Linked DNA regions of Homo sapiens: region 1 is linked to region 2. The links are chromatin contacts, found by Hi-C or POLR2A ChIA-PET in ENCODE. All regions are on one chromosome and are shown on one strand. Each heading gives the region's core, a stretch centred on a gene start or an enhancer-like site at or near the end of the contact. The rest is flanking DNA. Distances are from core to core; before and after follow the strand shown. Region 1 has its middle 30 kb from the start of PICSAR. Region 2 holds the start of ADARB1 (adenosine deaminase RNA specific B1).

What was found. A loop is a pair of places that touch in the nucleus more often than their neighbours do. ChIA-PET counts read pairs that join two places held with the same protein, here RNA polymerase II (POLR2A). Pooled maps may share reads with other maps.
Region 1: a loop to region 2 is called in a pooled map, with 1.9 times the contacts of the local background. The contact joins the enhancer-like site here to the promoter of ADARB1 in region 2. A Hi-C loop is called at or near these places in 6 of 168 maps with a recorded cell type or tissue (aorta, dorsolateral prefrontal cortex, gastrocnemius medialis and 3 more) and 4 of 50 pooled maps. POLR2A ChIA-PET finds 5 or more read pairs at or near these places in 3 of 52 experiments (Caco-2, WTC11 and naive thymus-derived CD4-positive, alpha-beta T cell).

Annotation. Positions count from the first base shown.
Region 1 is chr21:45,031,855-45,037,647 of GRCh38, forward strand. No RefSeq gene overlaps it. Among named protein-coding and RNA genes, the nearest start is that of PICSAR, 30 kb to the left of the region's middle. RefSeq lists an enhancer at 1-39. Within about 2 kb of position 1,615, at least 12 of the 41 ENCODE cell types and tissues checked have a DNase peak (open chromatin) inside an H3K27ac peak, as active enhancers do; they include gastrocnemius medialis and heart left ventricle, where a contact is called at or near this core.
Region 2 is chr21:45,071,218-45,077,111 of GRCh38, forward strand. ADARB1 (adenosine deaminase RNA specific B1) reads left to right here and starts at 3,363. Exons shown (of 11, transcript NM_001112.4): 1 at 3,363-3,576. It overlaps LOC105372836 (a long non-coding RNA gene), which reads right to left and starts at 2,524. Exons shown (of 5, transcript XR_937796.3): 1 at 2,256-2,524. It also overlaps the pseudogene SSR4P1. RefSeq lists silencers at 3,007-3,096, 3,117-3,316.

The DNA of each region.
Region 1 (5,793 bases), core at 365-2,864, 41 kb before region 2:
AAAGTAGGCCACGGCCAGGCTGCGGGGGGTGGGGAGGCCTGGACCCCCACGCGGCTGCTCTGAGCTCAGAAGGGTCAGCCGCCCAGTTGGAAGCGTTTTATTTTCTAACTCAAATACGTATTTATAGCAGAAGAGAGATGCTCCAAGGACGGGCTCCCTCCTGCCAGGAGCTGGAGCAACCCGGCCACTGTGCACACAGCTCTGGGGGAACGTCGCCTCACTGCCTGTCCTTGCCCCAGGCCCCTGCAGTGACAGACGGGGGCTGGCTTTTCCCCGAGTGAAAGTTGTCAGAACCAAAATGGAGACACTTGTGCTAGAACCCTGGCAACGGAGCCGGAGGTGGCCACGAAGGGGGTTCTCACACACGAATGCCTGATAACAAGAACGGAAAGACTGTGAAAAAATCCACAACCTGGCACAAAGGCTGCTGCAACCTCGCACAGAAATTGCTCTGGAGGACATCGAGGTGCCAGGTGCTGCTGTCCAATCACACCTGGAGCCTCCCTTGCTGCTGGTCTTGGGGAGGCGGGCTCCAGCTCGAAAGGAGGCACACAAAACTGCTGGGAAACGGGCCGGGCAGGCAGGGGCGGGGCCGGGCGGGTGAGGACATGGCTTCTGTGCGCACGGCCCGGCGCGATGGCTGGTGTGGACCCCTACCTTTGGAACACGTGGGGCCAGGCCGAGGGGGTTCCGCCACGTCTCCTGGGCAGAGCGCCAGCCTCAGTCACCGTGTCACTGTGTGTCCCTCCACACCCCGAGTCCTGGCAAACCAAGGCAGTGCAGGAGGACGCCTGGTGCCCAGGGTGATGGACATGGGTAGCACATGGGCCCCATGTGTCCGGGAGCCTGGGGCCTGGTGCACCAGGTCTCAGCTCCTTCCCACCGTGGGTTCTGGGCCAGTTGCAGGCAGAGAACAGAGCGGGTGCCTGGCTCAAGCCGGCCAGTGTCTCCCCCATGTCTCAGCTCCTTCCCACCGTGGGTTCTGGGCCAGTTGCAGGCAGAGAACAGAGCGGGTGCCTGGCTCAAGCCGGCCAGTGTCTCCCCCATGTCTGAGCCCAAGACCCGAGACACGGCCCCCACTGAGACTGGGGGTGGCTCTGGGCACCAATCTCGTGTGTGGGGGCCCCCCACCGCCCACCCCCGCCCAGTCTCCAGGGGTTGTCTGGGGCACTTTGCCCTCCCCAAGGCCCCCCACGCCCATTCCTCTTTGAGCCCCGTGCCCCTGAGTGTGCCGGGCAGTCCCTGGGAGCCCTGTGGTGATGGCAGCCACACCTCCCGGCCCTGCTCAGAGTCAGGGGTGCCCTTCAGGATGGGCTAGCCGCAGCCCATGGACCCTGCCTCCTGGGGGGCCGCCCCCCAACACGCTTCACCGCCGCCGCGCCCTGCCCCCGGGGCAGCTTTCAGGACTGTTTGTCACCAAGGCCAGTGGTTGCAAAACAAGTGGGGCCTGAATTTATAGGAACTTAGAATTTCTCCAGGGCAGAAGGTTGAATAAATGCAGGGGAACGTCAGGGGCAGATGAGGGGAACGTCAGTGGCAGAGCTGACGCGGGTTCCCTCCCTCTCTCCTGGCCGTGGACCCTCGCTTGCAGAGAGGGGCCGGCCCGCGCACCCCCGGCTTCCGAAGCTTGTCTCCAGTGACTTATTCTCGTCTGTGCAGCGGCCAATTCTGAGTTTGGGGCAGGAGCCCTGGGTGGCCCCTCAGATCCCTGCAGGCGTCCCTCGAGTCCGCCGGCCCTGTCTGCCGGAGCAGCTGGGCTTTGCTCTTCGCAGATAAAGCTCCTGGCACCCGTTCCATGCTCCTCGGGTTTGTTCTTTATTTTAAATCCTTTAAAGTAAAAATCTCTGTCTCTCTCCCTCCGTCTTTCTCTCTCTCATTATCAACTTTTCTGCTCTCAGAAGCCCTTTTGATCTGGAGCCTTGAGATGCTCTGTCACTTAGAGACAAGCCCCCTGCTTCTCTTTTTGACTTCTGTCCTTCCCTGTCCGTCCTCTCCCACGTGGCCCTCAGTGGCCCCGCTAACCTGGCCCTGGCCCTGGCTTCCAGGTCTCTTGGCTGGCCTTTTGCATTCATCACTTTACATTTTTCCATTTTGAGTCCCAGGAAGATTTATCAACTTCTCCTCAAATTCCCGAGTTCACCACCAGAAACCAAAGTTGCCGTTTCATTTTCGGGCTGTTGCCACGAGACCTGCAGGCTCCAGCACCCACGAGGCCCATGGCCACTGGGAGGGACATTGGTGTTCCCAGGGTGTGAGGGCACCTTGGCCGGCATGGCGGGGACACGGGGTCATGCCCACCATGCTGGTTCTGCTGATGCCATGGGCCTCTGAGTACTCACTGCCCTGGGTGTGCGGGGCTCGGTGCGGGGAAGAAGAAAGTTTAGCACGAGCGATCGGGGTGGCCAAGAGCCTGGCATGCACAGCCCTGTTCGGGAGCAGTGTCTGTTTTCTTGTCTGAGCAGTGCTTTGCAGTGGGATTTGCAGCCGCAAAAGTTCTTGGCTAAGACGCTTGTGTCTTAGGAAATGTTGGGTTGCACGTTTATTTTTAGCTTCAGGAATGTGACACTTGATATTATTTGGGTTTTTGAGAGGGCCAATCCTGGAACACTCTTGCCTAAAAGTGAAGGTGACAGCTCCACATTGGAAGATGCAAGCTGTCCTGCTCTATCCTGCTCTGTCCTGTCCTGCTCTATCCTGCTCTGTCCTGTCCTGTCCTGTCCTGTCCTGCTCTGTCCTGTCCTGCTCTGTCCTGCCAGGGTGGGAGTCACGGTCGCACATCCTCTCACTCTCAGGGCCTGAGTAGCTGGGAGGCAGGGAAGGGACCATCGGGGAGGGGCCGCAGGGGTCCTGGCGGGTGCCTGGCTGGCCCAGGGTGGCTCAGGGACAGGCGGTGCGGAGGACGTGCGTTCTGGGGTGTGCAGAAGGTGGAGGTGGGAGGGCTTATTGGGGATTAGAGGTGGTGCAAGATAAAGATAGGGGTCAGGAAGGGCTCCAGACTCCGGCCTGAGCCACAGGAGGCCGGGGTGGCATCAGCTGAGCCCCAAGCCCACAGGAGACAGCCCTGACATATGGGTCGGGGGGCTCAAGGTGTCTCTAACAGTCCAACAGCAACACAGTGGCTCCGAGGAGGTGGACGTCTGAGTGGCTGCTCCAGGCTGCCGGGCAGCCCTGCTCCTCTTACCTCAGGGCCAGGCCTCCTCCGCCTTGATGTCTCCCCTGGAAACCCCAGGACCACATCCAAAGAGCAGAGCTTTGGGAAAGGGGAAAGAGAGCATGGAGGGGTCAACTCAACCACAGGGTCCTCAGGGGCCCTCCCGGTCACGATCCTCATCGTGGGAGCAGCCCTGCCCCACCCTCCACAGGCAGGTGACCTGGAGGGGTTTGCTGTTCCATGGAAGAGCCCCTGGGTGCTGAGCATGCATCTGAAGTTCAAGGGCGAGCCTGGGCTACAGGAGGATCTGTGGGCATCCATGCTGGGAGGGAAGCGTGGAGACAGGGGCCGTGGGACATCTTCCTGGATTTCAGAGGGAAAAGCCTCCCCAAGCTGCTGCCCTTGCTGTGGGAAGGAGAATTTACCTGTGTCCTGTGGCCAGCAGGGACTACTTGTGAGGTCGGTGGAGTTGTTGGGCCACACCCCGGTCATTGCAACCTTGGTACCCAAGGCAGCTCTTCCCTGGGAGGCCTCCTGAGCCCTTCAGCCCTGATACGTTTTGCACATTCTTAAAACACCTTAGCTGTGGCATGCGGGTCCTACACTCCCCCAACCCTGTCGTCTATCAGTGACACGTCTACCCCTTTGATTGATGTCCTCAGCCCTGGGCCTCCGAGTTCAGCGTCTTCATGTCCCAGCAGCCAGCCCTGAGGCAGGTGCATGAGAGGCCCTTGGTACATGCTTGTGCAGTTGAATTTTTAAAAATGAGTGTGGCCCCCTCGGAAGTTCATGGAATAAAACTGTTATCTGGGGGTGGGGGGTGATTTGTTTGAGGCTATTTAGTGGCAGAGTTGGAATTTAAACCATGATTTTTCTACTAAACAATTCTAAATTGCCTCTCAGGCACTGTTGGGAATGGGGACTGGGTTCTCCCAGATACTTAATGCTTTAGAGCTGGAAGAATTTTCAAAAATTATAGTTAACTGAATTTTGAAGAGGTCCATGGAGATACCAGATTTGTGTCACAAGAAGGGAGTTTTCCAAAGAAAAGGAGCAACTGGAGAGCAAGAAAGAGTCTGAGATTTGAAATGTGATTTTCAAATTCAATGGGAAGCCTGGAATTCAATGGGCACCCTGGAAGATAAAGAGGAAGAAATTTCCTAAAATGCAGAGAAAATAGACAAATACATGGGCATATGAAAGAAAACTTAAGAAGTACAGAGGCTTAATCCAGGCACTCCAGACACCACCTAATAAAAGTTCCAGGATGATAAAATAGAAAACTTGAGTGAGGAACTACTAAAATAATTAGTAGAAGTCTAGGCACAGTGGCTCATGTCTGTAGTCCCACCACTTTGGGAGTCCAACGTGGGAGGATAGCTTGAGCCCAGGAGTTTGAGGTTGCAGTGAGCTATGATTGCACCACTGCACTCCAGCCTGGGTGACAGACCCAGACCCAGTCTCTTAAAAATAAATAAATAAATAAAAATTAAAAAAAAAAAAGAATAAGAGAAAATTTCCCAGGGTTGAAGAATTGCAGTCAGTCTGAAAGACCCAAAGTGTCCTAAACAGGATGAAGGACAGGGCACCGTACCTGGCACACCTGCTAAAATGTCAGACTATCAAACATAAAGAGAAAATCCTAAAAGCCCAGCAAGAGAAAGAACAAGCTACCACAGAGGCATGAGGATCACACTGGCATTTGGCTTCTTGTTGCTGATGTTAGAAGAACAAGCTACTACAGAGGCATGAGCAACCACACTGGCATTTGGCTTCTCATTGGTGTTGCTGATGTTAGGTGTCTATGCAAGGAGCCTGTAAGCTTCTGAAAAATGATGATTTAGAGCTGAGAATTCTATACCCAGCTAAACAGTCCATCAAAACTGACAGTGAAGTTGAAACAGATTCAGACGTGCAAGAACTCAGAACATGCACTTCCTGGGTTAAAAAAAATTTTTTTTTGAGATAGGGTCTTGCCCTGTTTCCCAGGCTGGAATTTGGAAATTGGCTTGGATGTAATTGCAGATGGGCCAGGATTGCTCGAGTCATCATTGCCCTTTTGTCTTCCTGGAAAGCACCCGCCAGCAGTACGAAGGAGAAACACATATACAGACTCCCTCATCCAGAAACCGAGAAACTGGGAATTGCCCAGGCCTCCAGGTGGTGGGGAGGAAGGGCAGGAGGGAGAGACTAACACAGAGAGAGAGGGTCCCATAGGGGTATTTCTCAAGGGTGGGGCCATTGAGGGGGAAGAGTGGGGAGGCTGCAAACAAGGACCCACATGCAGTGGCCATGGCTCTGAGTCAGGGAAGAAGTGCCAGAGGAGAAATGGACACACAGGAGTGGCCAGGATCGTTTTTTAAGGAGGTGCATCTGAAACATGTTATGAAGCCTCCTTATCGAAGCAGCTCGGGAGGCTGGATGAAGACAGTAGTTGGGGCAACAGAGCAAATGGTGCAGACGCTGCCCAGATCCACACGGAGCCCCGTCTGTGCTCCAGGGGGAATGAGTGGTGGGCTGGGCACCTGGAGAAAACCGTTGGTTGACTTTATTCATTGTCGTACAGCAGGGTGGATTCCAGTGATTCATGTAGGTAATAGTTAAAAATAACTTCTCAAAGGCGTTCTCTAAGAATGGGAATG
Region 2 (5,894 bases), core at 2,113-4,612:
GACCCACTGCTCTGATCCCACCGTTCTAGCCACAGTCTGCCAGGCCCTGGGCATGACAGGAAGGGGGTTCACAGATCAGTGGCATTTACACGGGTAAGCTTTGAACACTGTCTTCAACTGAAAGGCCAGTGTGTGAACAGGCCGGGCAGCTGGACCACTCCGAGGCTGGCGCCTTCCCCTCCTTTCGGGCAGTTCCCAGAAGGCTCAAGACCACAGTTTGAAATCCACTTAATCTCTCGAGTCGGCCTGGGTCTATATCCTAAGACCGTGGAAATCATTTTGTGCCACCGTATCCTGTAGGCATTGGCAGGACCAGCGTAATTTTTAGTTCTTCTCGTGGGAGACAGTCACAGGGTCATGCCATTTAACTGCACTGAAGGGAAAACGTGGGAAATGGATTTTTGGTGCTGTGTAGACCACATTTCATAGCGGTTGGCATCTCACATGCTTATGCAAAGCCTAACTCCGCACCCTGGGGCAGACAGTGGGAGCCCAGCTGGATTCCTACACTCAAGCCCTCCAGCATCAGGTTTATTTTCCAGGACACCAGAGTGATTGTTTATTCCATAATTCCCACAAAGGAGACAGTAAACAACAGAACAGAGGTGGAGCGGGCACGGAAGGCCAGGAAGTGGATGGTGGCTGCCAGCACTTCTGTGGAGACCCAGGGCCCCCCTCCAGGAGCCCCGGTGTTCAACCTCCACAGTGAACAGGGGATGGATGGCTGAGATGTCCTCGAAATTTTTTTGGACTTCCTCAGGCGACCACAGGATTCCTTCTCAAAGAGCCTGATCTCAGCAGGCACCCGAATGGGCATCCTGGTGCTTCATGCTCTACAACAGCTGGGAACGCCATGTCCTGGCCCCAGGCGACTGGAAACTGCTTTCCTCCCCGACATCAGCACCAAGGGGAATGTTCCCAGTGCCATTCTTCCAAGTCAGGGAGAGCGTCACAATAGAAACCGTCTCTGTGGAGAGGATGGCACCTGAAGCCATGGAATAGGAAGGGAGCATCAGAGGCTGCTGGCTGGTCCTGCAGAGCCGCCTGAGAGGCCTGTGGGAGCAGCAGAGGGTCCCGGCCTTGGGCGCCATCCGCTCTCTGCTGCTCTGGAGGGAGAAAAAGGACAAGTTGAAACTTGCACAAGCAGCCTCCATTCTGGGGAGTTCCCTTGTATTCCCCACACCAACCCGCACCTCAGCGAAGGCCTGTGGAAGACTTCTGCAGTGACAGCCCCGATGAACCATGCTTGCCGTGCCCGTCCCCTGTGCGGTGCCTCACGTCCACTCAGGCCCCGGCCATCTCACCCTCCTGGGGAGATGGAGGGAAGCACCATGGGGATTTGCTTTTTCTTGCTGCCGACGGAGCCCAGCCACCACGGGAGGGAGGCCCGGCCAGCCTGCGGTGGGTGGGTGACATGTGGCCCGGATCTGCCCGGGGCGCCTGCCTGTAAGTGGGCCCAGCAGACACCCCATGGAGCCGAGGCAAGCCGTCCCAGCTGAACCGGCTTAAGCTGCAGGCCCACAGAGTCATGAGCAGTGAAGAGAGGTTTTCGCCCTCTGAGGTTTGGGGTGGCCTGTTACACAGAAATACACACAACGTCCTCAGGCACGTATCTCTTTAAGAATGTGTCCCGAGAAGGCGTCCCAGGAGTCTTGATTTTTATTTAGCCGTCCACGGTTGCCCCTTTGGGTGCTTCGCCTTCAGATGGGGTGAAGGGCTCACTTGTTAGCTGGCTGGCCCCAAAGACAGGCTTGTTTTCCACCAGGCAGTGACTGAAGCCGGCAGCCTGCTGCATACCGCGGGCCTTCCCCTGACCTGTCCGGGACTGCGGGCTGGCGGCTGACACCTGCGGAGTGCTTACCGCATACCAGGCTCCCAAACTTCCATCTGTGTTCGTCTTTTAAGTTTTGTTGTTTTCCAGAGTCGGAGTCTCAGTGTTGCCCGGGCCAGAGCGCAGCGGCCATTTATAGGCGCGGACCTCGGCCTCGCACACCACAGCTCCAGCTCTGAGACACAAGCGACCCGCACCCCCCCACCGCCCAGCCCCAGCCTCCAGACTGGCTGAGATCACAGTGTGCGCCACCCCATCCCTGGCTTGCGATGGTCTCTTACTCCCCACTTTACAAGGGAGGAAAGAGGCCGAGGGCAGAGTGGGCCGCCTGAGGTTTGGAGGCCAGGGCTAGTACAACCTCAATTTGACCCTGGAACCTGCCGCTTCCCCCACCCAGGTGCGGGACCCACCCGCTTGTCCACACCTGGCTCTGCCCACCGCCCCCGGCTGCTCCTCTGGGCTCAGGTCGCCGCGGTCAGGAGCTGCCAAGTTTGCCTATCAAACTTTATCTTCGTGCAGAGAACTGCAGCCTGGAGCTGGTTATTCCGGTCAGTGAAAACGTTGCATTTCTACATATGCTTATCATCATCTGTGTAAACATTTCTTGGTATAACTGTGGAACAGTCAGTAAATATAGATAAATCGAAGAGTAGGTCTATTGCATATGCTATAAAAAAATGCTTTTACTATCAACCTAAAACAAACAAACAAACAAAAAAAATCAAACAAAACCACCATCACCTAAACGTTGGTAACTGGAGCAGCTGCTAGTGTCAGTGCGGACTAAACAGGAGACGGCGGGAACCGTGTCCAGCCAGGGTCCTGGGCCGCGACCTGGTTCTCCCGGAGTCTACAGTGAGGATGACGGGCGGGGAGAGGGGGCCGGCGGGACCCGCGTGTCCCAGGCAACTCCGGGAGAGGGAGAAGCAGGGGTGGCTCGGCGGGGGCTCGGCGGGGGCTCGGCGGGGGCTCGGCGGGGGCTCGGCGGGGGCTCGGCGGGGGCTCGGCGGGGGCAGCGCCCGCTGCAGGGAGGAGCGCGGGGGCCCGGGAGCCTGGGCAGCACCGCGAGACGCCACCTCCGCAAAACGCAAACGCCAATCGCCGGGCGCCTGCGGTCCCAGCTACCAGGGAGGCTGAGGCGGCAGGATCGCGTGAGCTCGGAGGTCCACCGCGCTCCAGTCTGGGCGACAGTGAGACCCCGTCCCCAAAACGAAGGCGGGCAGAGTCTCCTCAGCCGCGCTCGGGCGGGCGGCGCCGCGACGCCAGGCCGGTCCCGCGCTCTCGCCCCACGCTCCGGAGCCGCCCAGCCGCGGTCTCTCAGCTCCGGCCGCGCTCCAGCCCCAACGGCCCCGCGCCCGTCCGCCGCAGGTGGTCGTGAGGGAGGTGCCACAGCTCCGGCTGCCCACGACAGACACGGGCGCCCCAGCGCGCGCACGTCCGGCGTCGCTGCGCCGCCCCCGCCCCCTCGGCGTGCGCGCGCCCGGCGGGCCGGCGGGGGCGGGGAGGGGGCGGAGCCGCCGGCGGCGGGGCTGAGGCGCTGAGGCGGCCGTGGCGGCGGCGGCGGCGGCGGCGGCAGCGGCGGCCAAGCGGCCAGGTTGGCGGCCGGGGCTCCGGGCCGCGCGAGGCCACGGCCACGCCGCGCCGCTGCGCACAACCAACGAGGCAGAGCGCCGCCCGGCGCGAGACTGCGGCCGAAGCGTGGGGCGCGCGTGCGGAGGACCAGGCGCGGCGCGGCTGCGGCTGAGGTGAGGGCGGCGCGGGGCCGCGGCGGCTCGGGCGGGCGCGGGCTCCGGACCCCGCGGTGGCGGCGTTTATGTAAGCGCCGGGCAGGGACTGGTGGTGGGGCCGGAGCTGCGGGCCGTCCCGGGAGCGGAGGGCGCCCGCGGAGAAGCGAGGGTGCCGCGGCACCGCCTCGCACCCACCCTCCTGGGTCGCCCGTCTGCTCCGGCGCTCGGCTCCCGGAGGAAGCTGCGCCCGGGCGGCCCCGCGTCCCCTCCCGAGGGCGCCGAGTCCGCGTGGGATGCGCCGCGCTGCGCCGCGGGGAGGGCAGGTGCGCCGGGACGAGGCTGCGCCCTGGGGACCGAGACTGCGTTTTGGGGAGGGGACGGTGTGCCCTGGAGATCGGAGGCTGCGCTGGGGACGAGGCTGCGCCCGGGGACCAGAGGCTGCCCCGGGTACAAGGTTGCGCCGGGGAACGGGAGGCTGCGTTGGCAACAAGGCTGCGCCTGGGGACGGTAGGCTATGTCCCTGGGGAGACGCTCCGCCCGGCATGGGACGCTGCGCCGGGGGACGGCAGGCTGCGCCCGGGATGAGGCTGGGCCCGGGCAGGGGAGGCTGCCTTGGGAGGGGACGCTGTGCCACGGGAGTGGAGACTGCGTTGGGGACGAGTCTGCGCCCTGGACGGTCCTGCGTGTCCTTCCGAGGGCGCAGTGTCCGCGCGGGATGCTCTGCGCCGCGGGCGGCCCGGGCCAGGGAAGTTCCTGCGGGTGCCGGGCGTCTGCAGCGATCGGGAGCAATCTGGGGCAGTTGGGGGCCCGAGGTGACTTTTGACGTGTTCACATCAGAAGGAAAATTATTGCGTGGTGGATGGGTGCGAGGGAAGGTGTCAGATTGGGCTGTGGACGCTGAAACGTGTTGGAGTCCCGATTTACACGCTGGAAAACCTAACCTAAAACGTGTTCCTGTCCAGGTTTCTATGTCGGAGATCTGCACCGTGGTGTTTAGTTCCCAGTTAATATTTTTGGTCAGCAGGTTTGGGCTGTTACTTCTGATACAGGCATTTTACTTCCTTCTTACTAACCATTATTGCATTCCGTTCTCGAAGTATAACGAAAAGTGGCATGATATCAAACTTGTTTCTTTAACGTTTAACTCCATAATTAAGATGATAGAACCGTAGTTTTTTTAATTGAGAATACAAATATGTATTTAATCCTCTTTGTTTCCTCTTAAATTTTGCCGTATGTTTTATTGCTTCGAAAGGTGCCACCCAGAGCTGCATTTTCCAAAACGCTAGGTTGTCTTAAGAGCAGTTGTTTCTAGGAGATAGAAAAGCTAATTGTCTTTTGATGACCATCTTTTCCTTGGGGTTGAGACTGCTGTATCCTTTTTGCCTGCTGAGGGTTTCCCAGAGGGGAAAGGGAGAAGGAAGAAAGGATAAAAGCTTGGCTGATACAGTTCCTTCTTGGATAAGAGAATTAACTGTCTCTCATTGCGCGGTTCCTCCGGAGGACAGGGTCCAGTATGCATGGACAGCCACAACGGGGGCTCGGTAAGTATTTGATGAGACAGGCTGAGCTGGGTGCCTATATCTTGCCTGTGGTGGAGAGGATGAACTCACACAGACTCTGAAAGGAATGCATTGTCTGTGAGTGATGCCCTGTTAGATGTCTGAGGGTTCCTAAGACTGGGTATATCCCACTACATCTACATCACATTTGAAGCTGTAGTTGGAAAGGAAAAAAGGAGGCCCTCCTGCAGGGACAGGGGCTTAAAAATAATCGATCCAGCTCTGAGAAATTGATGACACATGTGTCTCTGGTGTGACGTGCTCATGCAGTTGTTACTGGGAGGCCAAGGGGGAAGGATTAGCTATGAAGTGATAACATCATCCACAAAAAACATCTTGGCTCAGAGGCTAATTTCACTTCCTCGTGAATTTATGTATTGTAAAACATTTGAATTCTTTTAGATTTTTGGAATAAGAATTTTTTTAACTTCTATTTGTCCAGTGAATGCATAAAACAAACTTAATCCATTTGACAAATACTTGTCTGTGGCCTGTTATGTGCTAGGCCTTCCCTGTTTTAGGCCCTAGGAGATACAGTACTTAACAAGATAGGTAGAGATCAAAAATGCTTCTGGCATAAAGCAGTACATTTGTATTGATAGATTTAAAAAGATAAGCAAGCACACAGTACCTACAGAAAGGTAAAGCCTCATTCCACTCCATCCCTGGGCACTTGGTTCAAAGGCTGCACCCAATTGTGTATTGTCCTAGCAGGAGTCAAAGTGTGTATTGTATATGTTTTAATATATGACAAACCTTGCTATAGTGCATATT